2 separate regions of the Homo sapiens genome follow, and region 1 is linked to region 2. The links are chromatin contacts, found by Hi-C or POLR2A ChIA-PET in ENCODE. All regions are on one chromosome and are shown on one strand. Each heading gives the region's core, a stretch centred on a gene start or an enhancer-like site at or near the end of the contact. The rest is flanking DNA. Distances are from core to core; before and after follow the strand shown.

Evidence for each region. A loop is a pair of places that touch in the nucleus more often than their neighbours do. ChIA-PET counts read pairs that join two places held with the same protein, here RNA polymerase II (POLR2A). Pooled maps may share reads with other maps.
Region 1: a pooled map shows a loop between it and region 2 (2.6-fold over the local background). The contact joins the promoter of ZNF775 here to the enhancer-like site in region 2. A Hi-C loop is called at or near these places in 4 of 50 pooled maps. POLR2A ChIA-PET finds 5 or more read pairs at or near these places in 2 of 52 experiments (CD4-positive, alpha-beta memory T cell and HepG2).

What each region holds. Positions count from the first base shown.
Region 1 is chr7:150,376,905-150,381,098 of GRCh38, forward strand. It overlaps ZNF775 (zinc finger protein 775), which reads left to right and starts at 2,426. Exons shown (of 3, transcript NM_173680.4): 1 at 2,426-2,488. It overlaps ZNF775-AS1 (ZNF775 antisense RNA 1), which reads right to left. Exons shown (of 2, transcript NR_183445.1): 2 at 2,941-3,284. RefSeq lists enhancers at 1,415-1,574, 3,585-3,644 and a silencer at 1,985-2,794.
Region 2 is chr7:150,479,924-150,484,042 of GRCh38, forward strand. No RefSeq gene overlaps it. Among named protein-coding and RNA genes, the nearest start is that of GIMAP8, 31 kb to the left of the region's middle. Within about 2 kb of position 1,773, at least 5 of the 41 ENCODE cell types and tissues checked have a DNase peak (open chromatin) inside an H3K27ac peak, as active enhancers do.

The sequences.
Region 1 (4,194 bases), core at 1,176-3,675, 100 kb before region 2:
AGCAGTCACTGGGGAGGACTGCCTGGGTTGTAGGGGTCTGCTGGCAGGAGCTGCCCATCTCTTCTGAAGAATCCACAGTTTTTCTTTGTTTTCTTCTACAATTACAAAAGCATTAAATTATCTTTAAAAATAAATAATTCAGATAATAATGTGAACGTTCTCCTTCATTCCCCTATTCCACTCTCAAAATCCTTTTTGTTTACACTGAGAAAAGTTTGAGGAGTATTCTCCTAACACTTTTTTCCTGTGTATTTGCAAACACATATGCAGCCTCTCCCCCTGGTATTTTTTTTCTTAGTGGAAATAGGATCCCAGAGGTTCTCCATTCTTTCCACCTCTGAAATACCCTTGGTCATGGGATGCCAATCTGGAGGAAGTCTGCTCTGTAAGAAGGAAACAGGCCCAGAGAGTGGAAGTGACCCCCACCGGTGGGGGTCCTAATTTCTGAAAAACAACTCAAGGACATATGTCAAGATGTCATCTTCAGTTTCTATAAGGAAGCTAACGTTTTGTGACTCTTATTTGGGTACTATTGTTTAAACTATTACTACTTTCTTGCTTAGCAGGTCATTCATTCACTTCCCTAATTGCTGGTTGCAGGGCTAGCTAGGTGCCTGGAATTTCCCTTGAAGGGACTCAAATGTTTCTTTATTTTCGTGCATTGAATGGGGGGCTGGTGGCAGACCCCTAAGAGAGGTTCCTGCTCTGTCTCAACACTTGTAGCCAGTGGCAAATCTGGAACTAGAATACTGGTCTCAGCAACAGGAATGTATTCCACAAGCCTTCGTAGAACCTCTTCTAGGTACTCTTCTAGAAAATAAGCTAGGTGTGGTGGTGCATGCCAGTAGTCTCAGGTGTAGTTCAGGTGGGAGGATCCCTTGAGGCCAGGAGTTTGAGGCTGAAGTGCGTTATGATTGTGCCTGTGAATAGCCACTGTACTTTAACCTGGGAAACATAGCAAGACCCCGTCTTTAAAAAAATAAACAGGAGAATGAGACTCCAAAGTGTTGATAGCTAGTGATGTGTGGCCTCTTTATAGGGTGTGTATGATTTTGTATTTTACAAATCCTTCTATAGATAATATAACCAAATTAACGGTAAAAACTCAGTAAGGTATGCAGGCAACTAGAAAATTATTAACCCTATTTTATAGACGAATAAGTCAAAGTCCAGAAACAGAAAAGTATCTTTTATAAAAAGTACACATGAAGTTAGTGACAAAATCGAATCTCAGTCCCCAGTTCCTGCTGTGCTACTGAGGCTAAACCGCAGCCGGGCCTGTGGCAAATGTTTAATCAGCTGTTGACTGAAGAAAATAAGGTCCGCCTGCCCAACAGCAACCGTTTGTAGAGTCTCAGAGGCCCAGCTTCTGTCTGTATCTACCTCATGCCCCAGAGGCAGCTTCTAGCAGCTCCGGAGAGCATCCTGCCAGTGGGAGTTGACCCAGCTGCGCCCCCTTTGAGGGAGAAGTGTGAGGAATTTCCTTACAATGGGGTGGGGAGTTGCGAAGATACTCCTTCCTGAAGGTCTGGCAGTCTGGACCGGGGTGGCAACTGGGCGGAGATGATTCCGCTCACGGGAACCCTACCTAGTAACCCGACCTAGTAACGTAACCTCAGAGCCGTTCCTCAGCTAGAAAACAAAGGGATTAGGCCGGGCGCGGGTTTGTAATCCCAGCACTTTGGGAGGCCGAGGCCGCAGGGTCACTTAAGCTCAAGAGTTCGAGACCAGCCTGGGCAACATGGCGAGACCCCCATCTCTACAAAATATTTAAAAAGTTAGCAGGTTGGGAGGTTCGGTTGAGCCACGGGTTCGAGGTTGCACTGAGCCATGATCGCGCCACTGGGGTCTGAGCGAGACCACCTCCCTGAAACAGAAAACGAAGGGGTCGGGTATAATGATTTCTAAGGTCCCTCGTAGTGAACCCTAAAAGTTATCACACCCCACGGTGGGGCTATCGCGGCTTGAGGGCAGCCACAGCCTCAGCCGGGGTTTCTGTCCGGGCCCTGATGGGTCCCCAGCAGGGAGAAACAGCGTCCGGCGCGCTGTGGCGCTCGGCGAACGTGCGCTGAGTTCAGGCGTTACAACGGGGTCGCACGCGGAGTCCAGGCCTGGCAGGGGTGCCAGGACGCCGCCGGCCATCTGGGGCCCGACCTCCCAAGGTCTCCTCCCCGCGGCCGGCGGCTAGCGCGCTCACGGCGCCCGGGCCTTGCGCGCCCGCCGGGGGCGAGGTCAGCCCTCCCCCCTCGGCTATTGGCTCCAGAGAACAAAGGAGCCGCCCCGCGGGCTGCTCCGATAGGGCCGGGCGGGTCATCTGAGCGGCGCAGCCAATGGAGTGGCTGGGCGGCCCCGGGGATGGCCAGGCCCGCCAGCCAATCAGGCACCCGTGCCCGCCCCGCCTGCCCCGGGAATGGCCAGGGCCGGGAGCCCGGTGCCCAAGTCGCCCTCGGGGTGGCAGTTCCCGTTAACCTTAGCCACAAAGTCAAAGGTATTTATTTCCCCGTCGCCTCCCTCCGAGTCCCTCTGCATTTTGGGCGGGGAGGGGCGGTGCGAGGGATGGACCAGCGCCCGGCCCCGCTCCTCCCGTGCTGCCTCCGCCCGGCCCGGGCTGGGGCGGAGGGATGGGGCGGGGGCCTGGGGTGCCCCGAGCCCCGCGCGCCCCCCGAGCCCCGGGTCTCAAGCGTTCCCTCTGCCCCGACACAGCCGAGGGGAAAGGGGCGCGGCCGAGGGTGGGGAGGGCGCCAGGCCAGGGCAGCGAGGTTAGGAGGGAGGCTAGTGAGAATGGAGGGAGGACGCGGTGGCGAGTAGAGGGGTCGCCCGCGGGCGGTCTCTCCTGGGCTGTCCCGTTGTTCCGAGTTCCCCGTCCCTGTTCGCCTCCCTGATAGATCAGTTTCTGGGGGCAGGAACCCCAATGCTCGCTGCAGAGTGACAGACACATAGTAGGTGACCAATAAATGTGTGATTAAACGAGCGGGGATAAGGATTGGGGGTGGAGATAAGTGAGAGGGAAGCACCGCAGAAGTTGGAAGTGTGTGGTGTCGGGTGTGGCGGAGAACTCCTCTCTAGGAAGATGGGCACAGCAGCCGCGAACTCGGTGGGGCGGGGTGCGGGCATCCCCTCTGTGAAGAACGTTGAGGATATCTACATGTGGAAGGTGTGGAGATGGGTCCTCCTTCGGCCCTTTGAGCAAGATGATCTGAGCTGGGGCTGGGTGTGGTCAGAGCCCCAGGGGTTGGAGGCGGACGACAGCCCAAGGCTTCACAGCTAACTGTTCCCATGTTCATCTGTAAAATGAAGAGATTAGATGGCAGTTGTCTCCTTTCAGCTTGAAGGTTCATGCTTCCGTGCTTCAAATCTGTTTTGTACTGAAATTTCTTTTATTTAAGTGTTCCCTTATGACAGTTTTTATTAATGGATTACTGTGTGTGGAGCCTGTACTGGGTGCAGGGGAGAGAGAAGGACCCTGTGTTAAGATGCATGTAGTCTTGTGCAGACTAACAAATTGATGACAATGATGATTCCATGTAGATGGTCCTAGGTGCACAGGTTAAACAGAGAAGGGATTCCTGGCTGTGCCTGGTGTGTCCAAAAAGGCTTCCTGGTCAAAGCGATCCCTAATCTGGGCTGGGAAGGGGAGAACTGAGCAAGGGCCTTCCAAGGTTGGTCACAGGGTGCGAGGACACGGTGAGTTCAAGAGCCACGAGAGGATGGGGCGTGTCGGGGTGCAATGGGGAAAGATGAGCAGAGTTGAGTTCTCAGTTCCCTCTTATCCGAGGTGTGCGTGCCAGCAAGTCCATTTGGTGGGGGTCTGGGTTTCTGAAAAACAACTCAAGGACATATGCTAAGATGTTACCTTTAGTTTCTTTAGGCAACCACACGTTTCGTGTGGTCTGACTTCCTTGCTATTATTTTAGCTACGATTACCTTCTTATCAGGTTGCACATTTACTTCTCAGGACCAGCTAGGTGCCTGGAATTTCCCTGGAAAGAACTCAAGATTTTCCTTTATTTTCATGATTGGAGGGCACAGCAGGTGCCTGAAGGGGTCCCTGCTCCATCTCACTTTGCTTTCCCAAGGTCCTTTGAATGCAGCAAGGGATGCAAACGTGTTTATTAATTAAAATGTGACACCTCTTCAGAGATTGTTAGCAGCTGGGTTTATCCTCGGCCTTCAGCTCAGATGCAGGCCCTGACA
Region 2 (4,119 bases), core at 523-3,022:
TTATGGGGAAAGCTCATGAAAGACAAAAGAGGGAAGAAGCCAAATTGGGCAGGGAAAGCCTTCAGACTGTCATTTAGACTGGACACTTGCAAGAGAAAAGTGGGGAGGAGCTGAGTTGGGCAGGAAGAGCCTGGCAAAGCCCAGGCCAACTCAATAGGGAATTCTGGGGCAAAGACAGATTAATAGCCAAGTCCTGCATTGGACAGACACTAGGAGCTCTGCTGTGCTCCGCTTTAGGCTGGGGACTGGCTGGAGAAAGCATGGCTTCAGCTCAGAAGCTCAGATGGGACCTGACAGTGTTGCAGCTGGAGCTGAATGGCAAGTTTCTTCTTGAAGTGAAAGCCTTCAAGAGTGGCATCCCTTCCTCACTGCCATAATTGGCGGACATCCTCCATGTCTCACTGAAGACCCTCCTTGAGCTGGAAGTCCAGAACTGATATTCTACTCTCTCAAACATATGTGTCTTACCAAGGCCACTATCATGCTGGCCACCTATTGCTTGTCCTGCCTCTCCAATGTGACATCATTGAGGTAATGTGCTAGTTCTCAACTGGAAACAATTTTGCCCTGTAGAAGACATTTGGCAATTCCTGGAGAAATTTTCTTTTTCTTTTTTTGGAGACGGAGTCTTCCTCAGTCACCCAGGCTGGAGCGCAGTGGTGTGATCTGGGGTCACAGCAAGCTCCGCCTCCCAGGTTCATGCTATTCTCCTGCCTCGGGCTGCCGAGTAGCTGGGACAACAGGCGCCCACCACCACGCCCGGCTAATTTTTTTTAAAAATTACTTTTAGTAGAGATGGGGTTTCACTGTGTTAGCCAGGATGGTCTTGATCTCCTGACCTCGTGATCTGCCCGCCTTGGCCCCTCAAAGTGCTGGGATTACAGGCGTGAGCCACCACACCCAGCCTCCTGGAGAATTTTTTAGTTGCCACAACAGGGAGTGGGTGCTACTGGTATGTGGTAAATAGAATCCAGGGATGCTACTGAACATCCTAAGATGCACACGACAGTCCCCCACAACAGAGTTATCTGGACCAAAATGTCAATAGTCCCAAGGCTGAGAGACCCTGATACAGTGGACCAATGTGATAGACTGCAGGATGTACAGATGATCCAGACCTCTTTTGGTTAGAGAGTGGGAGAGGTAACTTCTAAGGAAATGTTTTTTGCCTATTTACAGTGCCTCTGTTTTGCTGATGCACTAAGAACATGCTTATTTTTCACAAAGGGTCATCCAGCACCCCCAGCCTCCTCTCCTTCCTCAGAGCAATCCTTTTCACTTCATTTCTCTCTTTTCCTGCACTGAGCAAGATTTACTGAAGAACAAGGCTTTTGTGATGAACTTAGCATAAAGAGTAAAAAAAAAAAAAATAGTTTCGTGATTCCATGACGACAGAAAGTCCCATAAAATTTGGCTAAATTTCTGCAAGGGAGTCAGCTAAGTTGCTGACATGATCTGTGAAGCCTGCCAGCAAGCTCACTTCCCTAGAAGAATCCCCAGGCCACTTGGCTATGAGCCTCTTCTCCTCCTCCCTCAAATGAAGCATCCACCTTTTCAGTAAAAACCCTCTCCTTCCTAGCTCATCCTTACATTAGCTTGTTCCATGGGCCCACTGGTCCAGCCTCTACCACTAGCACACTATCATCCTCCCTAGCAGATGAAGGCATCGGCAGGCCCACCTCCCGTTCTCCCATGAGAGGCAGCTTGATGTTCATGAGAAACCTCCGTGGCCTTCACTCTTGCACCTCTGTATTTCTGTGAATACACACAGGATGTGCTCAACAGACTGGTGTAAAATCTAGTTGTGAACAGCATGATCAGCATGATACATTTTCCTCTTCAGCTACAAACTTCCTGTTTATTGCTCTTCACTTCACATCGTCCTCATGTATGTTGGTGGGTGGTAGTGTGGCGGGCTTGCGTTTCCTGACCCACAGATTATAGGGCAGCGTGTAGGCTAGACTAAAAGGGGTCAAGCCAGGGCCAAGGTGTCATGCCTAAAAGACCCTCTGGGAATATACTTGTAATTTGTCCTTCAAAAATCATCAGTAACCTGAAGTTTAAAATGACATCATGTCGACAATAATTATGAATGTTTTCCTAGCTTGCAACCCACCTGCTCTTGCAGCACTATGGGCTGCCAGCAAGTTCCTGTTTCCCTCAATTTATTTCTGAGGTTTCCCAATGGATGAGTTACATTAGCTACCGAAAATTTCTGTCACTTGTCACGTGGTGTTTATCTTGGTTTTACTTTTGTCCTGATCCAAATCCTTCTCCACTGGGTGCTGCTTACTAGGCACTGTTAACTACAAAGCATGCCTTTCAATCCTGTTGGCCACCACAGCTTCAAGTCAACACTGCAAGGCCTACTGGGTATTGGAGCATGCGCTAAACACCTTTGGTCTTTCTTCTATTTGTGTTTTCACTGGGTAATGAGGTTCTCACGGGCACCACTTTTGGCTCCACTGGCTGTTCATCCCTTCCTTCCTGGGTTTCCTATTTTGCAAATGGTGCCATAATCTGTCTAGTTGTCCATGACAGAAGCCTTGACTCTTTCTTCCAACAAATAACAAAAGAGTTGTGTATTATAAAGGCTTCATGTCTCTCTGGAGCATCCACTTTTTTTTTTCCTTATCTCTACTCGAGTTATGGTCACCATCGTTTCTGGACTGGATTGTTGCAACTGTTTCTTTGGATTGAACCTGTTTCGAGGCTTGCTTCTCTCAAATTACCTTTCACACTGCAACCATAATGCTATATATTTATAAGACAAATATAATTGTGAGATGATGTCAGTGGGAATAGCAGAATAATGTCCTCCAAAAATCTCCACAAAGATAGAGAACACTGTCAAAAAATAGTCAGAATCAACTCTTTTTTTTTTTTTTTTTTTCAGAACTCTGGGTATCAACCCAACGCTTGAAGCAATATTGAGAGTGTTCATTCAAGAAAAATAGTAAGAATAGTGAGTTCTGTCATGTTTCAACTTGCCCCTTTCTCATTACCCCCAACTCTGTGGTAACCTTGAAAACCAAAAAACTAAAATCACTATGAAAACTAGCAGCCTGGAAGCCACTGAAGGGAGCTGAATGGAGTTAGAGCCCCTTAAAAGTCCCATTTCTAGAAAAATGTCATTATTTGACCTGTCCAGTGGTGCCCTGGGAGATCCCACTTGCAATTCAGGAATGGAAAACCAAATAGTGTATTTTCTCATTTCTTAGTGGGAGCTAAGCTATGAGGACGCAAAGGCACGAGAATGATATAATGGACTGAGGAACTGGGAGGGGGGCAGATTGGGAGGGGGATGAGGGATAAAAGACGACACTGGGTCCAGTGTACTCTGCTTGGGTGACGGGTGCACTAAAATCTCAGAGATCACCACTAGATAACTTATCCATGTAACCAAAAACCACCTGTACCCCAAAAACCATTGAAATAAAAATTAAAAAAGGAACAAGGTAATGAAAAAGAATAAATATAGTACTAATTTAAAAGAAAGAAAAATCCTGAGATCCTCCCCACTGTTTCTAAGAGTCCTCTTTTTCCTCAGCCTTTTCTCTACCTCCTCAGTCCTACAGAATTATGCACTGTTTCTTTGTTGGTGCAAGACTCCAAAAGCCTAAAATGTGGTGTTTTTACTGTTACTTTAAAAAAAAAAAAAAAACACCCTGGTATTCACACACACAATTATTCCTATTCGACTTTTTCTTTTTCCTGTTGTTTTAGTTTCAGGAACTTTTACTGGAGGTTCTGCAGAGAACATGCAGAGTCAGCATGCAGCCTTCCTTCCTGATTTTGATCACTCTTCCTTTTGCTCCTTCCTCTTTTAAAAAAGTGTAAGACGCTTTTATTTGTGTCTTGAGAGACTGTTCTTTAGTGGATAATAATATCTCTGTTTTAGTCTGTCAAGCTTTGGTTAAAAAAACTCATTCCTACCCCCTTCTACATTACATTGAAAGGTAGGAAAAGTCCATTTAATAAACATTTAAAAACCCCACATATTCAGAATATTGGATACATTATAAATGATCATCAAGTATGGGCATAAGAATGTTTAGAGTACCCCATCAGGTTTAACAAGAAGATATATTTATACTGATTTCTGGCATTCAATTTATG